Linked DNA regions of Homo sapiens: region 1 is linked to region 2. A link is a contact called in ENCODE Hi-C or POLR2A ChIA-PET data. All regions are on one chromosome and are shown on one strand. The core of a region is the stretch at or near the end of the contact, and the rest is flanking DNA. Distances in the headings are between cores, read along the strand shown.

Region 1 (5,334 bases), core at 1,251-3,750, 340 kb after region 2:
TGTCCATTTCACCTGCATGTTCAAAGCCACTGACATAAAATTCTTCATAATATCATCTTAATATTTTGTTTAATGTCTTTAGTGTGTGTGTTAGTAGTTTATGCTTTTGATTTATCTAGGTCAGTCTCTCCAGGGATCTATTTATTAGGCTTTCCCTGAAAATATGGACAAATACATAGAAATTCATTATTCAATAAAAAGTTAAGAGAATGCCAACTGAAAGATATGTAGTGTGTTGGTAGTTAAAAGCAGGAGAAATTGTAATTGATTGGGAAGCTCACAGGGGACTTAAAGTGGGAAATAATTGAGATAAACCTTAAAGGAAAGGTAGAATGTTGACAGTATTAATAGAAAAGGCATTATTGGCATAAGAGAAATTTGGATAATGTGCAGCAGGAAATTGAGAAAAGATGGGAAGGTCTGGACAATCAAGAGATTTGAGTCATAGACAATGAGAAGACACCGAATTCATATTTTCAGTATTTTCATATGTTGACTATTTGGAAAATATAAGGAACGATGTTGAGGAAAGACACTAAGTTGTCCAGCCTGGTGACTGGGAGAAGAAAAAGAAGGCAAGAGGAAGAGCGTTTCAGGGTTAGAAATGTTTGACTTTGTAGGTCCCAGTCAAAAGCTGCAGGCTGGAGCCAAGACAGTGGAGGAGCTGTCAAAACAAGCAACAGCATGAGGATGTGATCAGGCTGTGTCCAGAACCATGGGCTTTAGTCCCTTTACAGCATAAGAGGAGGAAGGAGTCAGTGAGCATAGACCAGAGAGGGGAGCCTGGAGCCACAGAAGCCAAGAAAGCAGGCTTTCTAGTAGGGCAGAGTTCATTGTATCAGACTCTACAACTCAACCGAGGGATGAGGACCCAGAAAGCCACTGGACTCAGCATGCGGGAAGTCACTGTGGGCCTTTGTGGCATATATTGAGATAGTAAATGTCTGGTGTCAATGGGAAGAGAAAGAAGAGAGGGCTTCATTCTAAGGGGCATGCTTTTCCAAGCTGTGCAACCCACTCTGTCTTCCATTCACAATTATTTATAGGTTGCCTGCCTATTCCAGTCACAAAGCTAGGTAGTGATCAAAGTAGACATGACCCCTCTCCTATTGAGCTCATATCTAATGAGGAGCTAAACATCAAATAAATATAAAGAAATGATTAAAAACCATGATTAATGCTTGGGGAGAAAGAAGAGGGAATTATGAGAGAGAATAAAAGGAGGAGGCCGATTTAGATTGCAGCGGGGATTGGGGAACGCCTGACCATGGATTCACATGTAGAGGCATGAAAGAAAGAGTTCTGACAGCATTGAAATAACAAGATGGGCTGTTCGAGTGTCTCCTTCAGGGGCCAAGTAAATTCTGGGGTTCTAGAACTTGCCGGGCATCATGACCCCACAACTTCATCTAATTCCCAAACCTCCCTCCCCATCACATGCCTGTCTTCAGGAGACGGAGAATCAGTCAGAAAGCAGAAACCACCACAAGTCAAATTAAAGGAGAAAATGTGTAGCTCAAGGCAAAAATCTTCTTCCAAAGAACACAAGGAAGATGAATCTACCATTGTTGAGTTATAATGTTGGGGGATTATGAAGGCTAATATGATTAATTGTAATTATCATTTATAATGTATACTTATAATGATATTGCTTCTAGAACATCTTCATTATCTTTCACTTTTGAAATGCTGCTTGGGCTTCCCAACAGATTTCAGAAGGGGCTTTTATTGGGCCCAGATCATCAATCCAAACCTTTTAAGGTAAGGGTGTTGCTACCTCAGAAGCCAAAGAGACATTTCCTGTCCTGGAAAGCACTAAATAGTCATTAGCTTCTTCAATCTGTTTACCAGCCCGCCTGTCACTGGGGTTCGACAGGCCTCAAAATTAACACTCTACTCTATTTGTCCATCACAGGGCTGTCCCACAGACTGCGGTTCTCAAGTGGCCTCAGGCAAGCCTTATTTCATGCCAGAGCTAAGTTCCTGGGGAATAACATGTCTAAATTGAATTTGGTTTATTCAGGTCCGTTTGAAATGAAGCCTTGTTTAAAAGAAAGCCATACTCAATTTTATTTTTCAAGCAAATCTATCTTCATCGTCTGACCTAATTGGTCTCAGAGACCCTAATTTGGAGAGTTTTCATGCCCTTCGTTTATCATTGTGGCAACGTCAAAATCAGGATGGTTTCTTTCAACCACCTATGCTGCCTTTGTAAGAGCAAGGATGCTCCAAGCAACACTGGTCTCCCCAAGTGTCAGCGAGGCCCCTCTCTCCATAATCTCTGGCCACCCTCTGTCTGTCTCAGTTTCTTCTGACTTCACTGTAGGGCTCCCCAGGCCTCCTCAGTCTTGTCTGTCTCACCTGGACACCTGCTCAGTGGGAACCCATGTCCTTGACCATCTCGGCTGGCCCATGCACCTTGGCCTGTTTGTATTCAGACCTTTTGGAATCCACAGGGACAACTCACCAGTGACCAGGGGCAGAGCAGCTGTATCAACTCAGCTTGGGGAAGCTCAAGTATCCAGTGATCTTGGCTGTGTGGAGTTTGAAATGAAGCCCAGTGTATTACTCACGGCAAAACCAGGGGCCAGCCAAGTTAAATAGAGCACTCCCCGAAACATTCACGGACTGATTAGAGAAGGAAGCTCTGATTTGAAGAGAGGCTATTTTGTGTCTGCTTTTATTTTTTTAAACAACATGCTTTCCATTAGTGAGATGGGAAAAGTAGAAACCTGAAAGAATGATATTTATTAATTTAAAAAGTTCAGGTCTGTGACCATATGCCATGTCCCTTTGACTTCATAATAATGGCCACACTTTGAGGTCTTCCTTTGTCCAGAAACTGTGGTAAGCACTTTGTAAGCACTTTCTCATGTAATCTTTATGAAAACTCTGTGATGTAGGTACCGTTCTTACTCCTGTTTGCAGATGGGCAAGCTGAGGTCCAGAGAGAGTAAGCACACACTATTTTTAAGTGGTAGAGCTAAAATTTGAACCCTGGCAGTCTGCCTTCCTATTCTTGCCCGCTCTTAAACAAATGCAAGTACCCAGGAGCTTTCATGAAGAGAACCCCTCAAAAGAAAGCTGACATTACCCCACGGGTTCATAAGTGGGTGCAAGTTTTTTTTTTTTTTTTTTTTGAAAGATCTCTGAAGGCCAGGAATTCAATAAGGCGGAACACACCCCACTGAACCAAGCAGGGCTTGAGTTTGCAGATTATTTTCCGACCAGAAGGAGTTCATTGACTTGGAGGAAGAAAGGAGATCATTTAATGGACTTACAGAAAATATTTTTGTTTTCGCTTTTTTTCTCTCGCAGAACAGTTCAAATCTTCCAGGCCACGGTTCATTCCCTCTGTTGGCCTTTCTACCTGGGATTGTTATGAGAGGCCTGAAGCTAAGTCCCCGTGTCCCCCACTGGCCAAGCCTGCCCTCTCGTTTGGTCAGCGCACCGACACTGCCTTTGCAGCTGCATATCCACGTAGATATGTTTATTGGAGCACTGAGAATCTCACTTCTCAAAAAGCCCCGGGAATTAGATTGTTTTCCACACTGAAAGTTTTCATTTGAAAAATAACCCTCTTTGTTTAACTAATGAAAAGGAGGGGCTGCTGCTCGCTTCTCAGGCTGGGTAAGAATTCCATGGGCAGTAATTCTGTTTCTCAGTGGAAAATGTTTCGGTTTCTTAATGTTGTTTTGCAGACTGGTCCCTGCCCGGCCCTTGCTCCCAGGACCACACATACACACATGTGCACACTCACCCATGCACAGTGCAGCATTTTCCACCCTTCCCTGTTGGGGATGGTTGCATCCTCTTTCCAACACCTGCAGAACAAAAACGAGGTGGGTCAGTGGCTGTCACCCAGCCAGAGACATCCCTGCGTGTACGGGAACAGAACGCTTTCCCTGGCCACGCTTTCAACCCCAGAGGCTGGGTGGGCCACAGAAGAGGAAATTGGACTCCAAACTTCTCTTGTTTCTGTGCATCTCCATGTCAAGCAATTCTCTCACACTATGGAGGGGGTGTTCTGTAACATTCCCTCCTCATTAGGTTCGTATGAAATGGAGATAAACACAGTGCTGTCATCATTGGACTTAGAGTGTGGCCAGCATGGTGCAGAGTGGTCTGGACCGCACAAAACAAATCAAAATATGGCCCCAGGAGACAACTTGCTGGTGGTAGAAAAAGCATGGATGCTTGCATTTCGACAGACCTGCACCGTCACCTAAACAGCTCAGCCCACGTGCAAGCAACTGCTGAACTACTCTGAGCCTTTTGCATCCACAGCTACGGACAAGAGAAGTTATGTAACTCACAGGCAGGTGCAGTGCCCTGGGTGGTGTTTCTCACATAGTAGATGTTCAAGGAACACCTATCTTCTTCCCTCTCCTTTGTTCTCTGAAAACGAGCCATCTCGCGTCTAGCTGGGGGCCAAGCCCCATTCCTACAAAACAAGTTACAAACAAACAAGTGAGTGCAGCCACAGCAGAGCCGAGTCCAGAGCAGGGTGTCCTCACCATCCCCAAGGTCCACTGCAGAGTTAATGTGTACTGTCAAAGGGGTGCTGTGTGCTGTAGGGCTGGGGGATCCAACACCAGCGGGAACTGTTAGGTCTGTTATCCAGAAATGTGAAGTATTCCTTCTCTCTATGGTCTTTGCGTGGGACAGATATATCTGGCCTGAGTATGTGGCCTAAACACAGTTGTGCTTAAAGCAGGCAAAAGGACTGGGCAAAATAACCACCATGTGAAAATAGACATTCAGGAGATCCGCACGCATTAAATGTAAAGAGAAGATTAGCTGTTAGCATGGAGCAAATGAACAGCTTTAAAAGTAGACAGGGATAGTATGAAACAAGGCTGTCAGTCAGACTGCTTTTAGTTTTCAGTGATGAAAACCTTCTTCTATATTACCTCTAGCAAATAAATAAATCAGTAATTTATTGGTTCATATAACCAAGACATTCTGGGTTAGAACTCCAGGTGGGGCTGAATACACAAAGTCATATGATGCTGGTAGGGCTAGCTGCTTGGCTGGCTCTCTTTCTCTCTCCATATCCATATTTTGTCTAATAGCCTAATTCTCTACTCTTTCGAATTACCATCCTACTCTCAACTTGGTAGCTCCAATAGAGAAATTCTATCTATCTCTCAGCACAGGCATATCAAAACCAGGGAGGATTCTAAGGGACCCAACCGTGAACATATTACTGGCTAGAGGATAAGGCACTATACTTTCTCTGCTACAGAAAGTGCAGATCTAGACAGATCTGTTTAAGTGACACCCTCTCTAAGTGACAGTGCAGGTCCAAGTCTCCACTCAACCCAATGTTTT
Region 2 (5,147 bases), core at 1,997-4,496:
ATCTTCTTACATGTGTTTTTAAGTCAACCTCAGTTTTTATATATACCTTGAGGTCTTCTGGCTTGGTATCCAATTGGTAAAAATACAGCTAGTAAATCATTTCATGAGTGTGTGTTTTTTTTTTAATTGGAACATAGAGTCCAGAGGGATTTATAGCTGTGCATGATAAAAGATGGAGGGAGTTGAGCAATTTTTCTAGAAATGACTAATTTAATTTCATAGTTGATATCTAGCAGAAATAGCTTTTTTTTTTGTTTTGGTAGGAGCATAAAAATTAGAAAACATTGTTTACTTGTGAGTAAAGGCTAATCAGAGAAATAGGAATAGTACAGTATGGATCTTGTGGATCACTTAAAATCTAGAACTGGATTATTATAGTAAAATATATTTTAAAATATATTTATCTTGAAATAAATATATTTCATGGAACTGTTTTGACTTTTTAGAAAGTTTTATTTATTTTCTTCTCCTGTTTTTTATGATATGTCTATTAGAGATATCTCCTTTCTGAAAGCATGTAATAAGAAAGGGAGAAAGTAAACTGTTCTTTCTAAAAATCAAAATTTTAGAGTAGAAGTAATATAGGTTTTAAAAATTATTCTAAAATATGATATTGCATGATTTTAAAGAACGTTATAGAATGTATAACATTTGATAACAGATTTATATTGGGAAATTCTATATGTTAAAAATGAGCTGTTAGGCGTTTTGAAGAAGAAAAACATTGTATACATGTATTAGTCATATTGATAAATGAGAATAAAAAGGCATAGAATCTTGATTATAGGATGAATAATAATGTATTATAAACATAATTAAAGATTGGCTTTTGAAATTATAATTTAATCTACAGACAGGTGACTGCTGGTGAATTTTATTCCTAATTCACACTAAACTCAGTACTTTAAAAGATAAACTTTTCCTTTTAGGAAAAAAATAATTTGACTATTCTAATATTACTTCAAAACTTTTTTTGACAGTAACTAATTTGCTTTAGATCCTCATTCTTGAAAATAATTTTGTATCCAATAAGCTGTACTTCCTAAAGAAATTCCAAATTATCTCTCTTTTAATATGTTAGTTACTTTGTTCTCAGCCTGCCTGTTCTATTTCTTTTCATGAACGAACTTAATGCAACAAGGTAAGAGTCCTTTCTTACTGTTCTGTGTTGAATCTCCCTGTTGACACCTTGAAATTCAGACTTGCCTTCTGCATTCTTTCTGAAGTCTCTTCCTTCTACCCTTTATTTCTTCCGTTTCTTGTCATCTTTCTTTTCTTCTCCTTTGCTGCATGATTTTATTTTTGCTTGTCTTAGTGTCACTGTTTTGGATTCTTTCAACATGATGCTTTCACTCCCTTTACTCATTAAAATAAAATTATGGATAATTCTTTTACAAGACTTTTCTAAAAACTTTTCCTAGAAATATTTGAGAACATTTTAGATACTTACTCTCAAAGTTCTCGTTTAATTTAAAAGTGGAAAAAACTCTTAAAATTTTAGTAGAAGTATTTGTGATATTGCATCTATTATATATCATGGGTCTCTCACTCTTGATGGCACTGTCAAGTTGATTCAACAGATAATTTGTAATTAAATGGAAGTATTAAAGCATGCATATTATTCAAATGATTATGATGTTCATCATTAGGTGTAGCAAAAATAGCTGCATTTTGCAAGTTTTTTTTATTCAATATAAAGAATTATTTAATTTGGCAAATTAAGTAATGTTATACCAAAAATATTGAAATGACAATAAATCAGTTTCAAAAGCAAGATGCCACAGCTTAACAATGTTCATAAAGTTTATTTAGAGAATATAAAATGTGGCTTACTGTTCACTGTATGTCAAGCTTCGTGGATGAAGTATGGTGCCTGATGCTAATCAGGTTAAAGGACCTCCAGTGCTCGAACTGTGTTGTGGATTATACTTACATTGCTTATGGTTTTTTTCCCCTCTCTTTGCCCGTATTAGCAATCTGCTTTTGTACTTTGACATCCAGGATTTCCCTAGTGAATTTTGTCACAGAAAAAAGAGAATCATCAATATCGCAGTTAAACTTGACTTTCAAAGCTAATAGTATCTCATTTGGGGGCTCAAATTTAATAAATTTTCTTTGATTCTGGGTGAGTTTTTAAACATCAAACAATGAATTGGCCAGGGTGCAGTAAAATATTTAGATCTATTGACTGTGGTTCAGAAGGGTAGAAGGCAAAACACTAGTGGTTTGATGTTGATAAATTCTCAGAACCTTAATCCACATTAATGTTTTCTTTTATCTGAGTGCACATTGGTGACAAAAAAAAGCAAGAGAAGGTATTCATACATGTAAAATATAAAACCTAAAACAAATGTAGTTGTAAAATACGATTTGTTTTGTTATGCTAAGTAAGTTTAACAGCATTCTTATCCTGAGTGAAGACTCTGGAGAGTGTTTGTTGCAGATAAATATACATTGTGAATTGAGACTCCAGCATGCATGTGGTACTCACATCATTATAAAAATTACATCATAGTGTATGTTTTACAGCATACACTTTGACATTCTCTTATTGACAGAAAGTCTTCAGATCAGCTTGGGACATATAAGGATTTTTATGCCCATAGATTAGCGTGAACAGTTAAAGATGCCGTTATATGTTTGTGTGTGTTTGCTGGCTTAAAGAAACTCAATAGAGTTTGTTTTGTGAAATGTGTGTATATCCTAAGGAACTAATTAATACAATAAAAATAATTCAAACAGTTTTACAAGCTTCCCAAGTAGGCTAGAAAAATGGAGGAGAAATTTTCTATCTTGTATTTTTGCCAAGTTATATTTGAAGTTGCTTGGATAAAACTAGAGATAGAAATATATTTATTTGAGCAGTTAATGCAATTTTTATAGTTAACCTTGTTTTTGACCTTCGCTACCTGATAAAAAACTTTTTGTTCTGTGGCATTGAGCTAATTGTATAATATTTATTAAGTATATGGTAACAAATAGATAAAATTTTAAAACCTATTCCAAGCATAAGGAAAGTTAGAAAATATGCCTATGTATTGAAAACTCCTATTATTAAACTATATGATTAAAATGAGAGCTTTTTGTTCTTAAATGCAAACGAAACTATGGAATTCTTAAGGCTTTTACTAAGTTTGGAAATTAAAAACCAAAATATCTGTTTTTGAATGTTTCCATTTATATTATATAAGGAATATTTTCTCATTTGTCCAGAAGGTGGCAGTGTGATATCAACTGCATGTGATTCCATACTGACTAGAGAATTGGTGTTTTTCCCATATCGGTGATGTGTTTGTATTGTTGCTTTCTGAATACTTAAAATAGAGTACAAATACTACTGATTTTATCTGTTGTATTGTTTAGAAATTGTGTGACTGTGTTGGTTTATATGTATTTAATCATTAAGACTCAAGTTTAATAAAATCCTGCAATTCTAGAAGAGTGAAAAGGGCAAACAAACCTCTTTCTTGTATATTTTTAAGTCTCCTTTTGTGTTGAGTATATTTGTTTTGATTCTAGAGTACATGTTATTGAAGTTTTCTTTTCAAAGACTAGTACCTAATAACTATCTTGTCCAATATGTATCAGTTCATATCAGTTAAACACCACATGTTACTAAGCAGGTGATAATGATTAGGAGATGGCTGTTGTTTTTGATTTTGTGAATGTTTTTTCTTTTCTTCCTTTTTAGGGTGGAACTGTGAAAAAATAATTCAAAACCTCTTGATCAGAAGAGCTCTAGTGACTCTTCTTCCCCTCCCTCATTTCAAGCAGGAGGATGCTTTTTCTTCTTAACATTCTCCCCCAGCACTCTGAATTAGAGATTTATTTGCAACGAAAAATCAATTAGTCCTAAATTTATTCATGGATTTCAGGTCCAGCGATCAATGCAAGTCCACTCAGTGGGCTCAAGGGGACCCAGTTCATCCCAGTTAATGTGTCTGAAGGGGAATTACCATTGATGCTGTTTTTTTCCCTTTAGGTCAGAGATCAGATCTCGCTGTCATGGTCTGCGGCAAGTAGGAATGACTTCACCCTACAGCTACCCAAACTGCACCTGGAGACCTTTGCAATGGAGGGGCTCAAGGGCGGGCCAGAGGTGGTAGCATGCCAGGTTAGAGTCTAAATAACATTGTTTGCTACTGAGACATATAGAAAAATAAATTGCACTAACTGGAGAGAATGAAAGCCTCAAAGTATTGTGAATAATTTAAAGGAGATGCAAATAGATGTTTCTTCATTTTTCTTCTATCATGTAACAGTATACTTTACAAAATATTGTTTTTTTCTTTAAAGCCTAGAACTAGCCTATTAAAATAATCCAGAAAAGTGTTTTTACCAAGGAAAAATGTGTTTTATGGCAAAGTACAGTATTAAAAGAAAATACTTTCCTATCAGCAGAGGACAATAAGACACTAGGCTGTTACCTCTTTAAGCAAGTCTCAATTTGTTGCTTTTATTGTTTGAAAATAAGTAATTTTAGAAAAAAAATAAAATAATAAATCACTTTAGTTGTAAACATCAAAAGAGATACCTGAAATATCTCAATATTAATTCCAAAATATATCCAACATTTCTTATGAAGTAATTTAATTTCAGCAAAGCTTAAACTTATCTGTGTTTTCTATTGAAGAGTATTTTACCCTTTAATATTTAGTTTTAGTGAACATTGTAAGATGTGCAAATTGGGTCATTTCATTTATAAAACTTAAAATATCAAATCATAAGAACTCAAATAACTTTAAAGTACACTAATAAACTTATTTTTAGAAACATTCATTTTCGGATGCTGTAGGTATCCTTCTATTTTATGTCACTATTGTATTAATATTATTGTGATCAATTTTTTCCTTAAGGTTATTTTTCTTAATCTGACAAAATGAAATTCAGTGTGTCCTTTTAATGCCCAAAACCTTCATTAAAAAAAGAAAACTATCAACATTATGTAAATTATAGGAAGCATGATATTTCAAAAGAGACTGTCCTTGTTCAATAGCACTCTATTTTTTAGTGTATTTAAAAGGAGAAATATCTCTTAAAACTTAGTGTGTCTTTCACATGTTGAGATTTAAAATAATCTTTTTCATTTTAGTTTATGACCCTGTGGAATTTTAATTTTATAGAAAATTAATGTCAGTGTGTGTGTG

Evidence for each region. A loop is a pair of places that touch in the nucleus more often than their neighbours do. ChIA-PET counts read pairs that join two places held with the same protein, here RNA polymerase II (POLR2A).
Region 1: a map of PC-3 shows a loop between it and region 2 (22-fold over the local background). The contact joins two enhancer-like sites. A Hi-C loop is called at or near these places in 1 of 168 maps with a recorded cell type or tissue (PC-3). POLR2A ChIA-PET finds 5 or more read pairs at or near these places in 2 of 52 experiments (MCF 10A and activated T-cell).

Annotation. Positions count from the first base shown.
Region 1 is chr9:16,211,456-16,216,789 of GRCh38, forward strand. LINC03041 (long intergenic non-protein coding RNA 3041) reads right to left here. Exons shown (of 4, transcript NR_171034.1): 2 at 4,317-4,444; 3 at 3,761-3,824. Among named protein-coding and RNA genes, the nearest start is that of LINC03041, 62 kb to the right of the region's middle. Within about 2 kb of position 2,501, at least 14 of the 41 ENCODE cell types and tissues checked have a DNase peak (open chromatin) inside an H3K27ac peak, as active enhancers do; they include PC-3, where a contact is called at or near this core.
Region 2 is chr9:15,870,550-15,875,696 of GRCh38, forward strand. CCDC171 (coiled-coil domain containing 171) reads left to right here. Exons shown (of 26, transcript NM_173550.4): 24 at 3,983-4,114. Among named protein-coding and RNA genes, the nearest start is that of CCDC171, 320 kb to the left of the region's middle. Within about 2 kb of position 3,247, at least 2 of the 41 ENCODE cell types and tissues checked have a DNase peak (open chromatin) inside an H3K27ac peak, as active enhancers do; they include PC-3, where a contact is called at or near this core.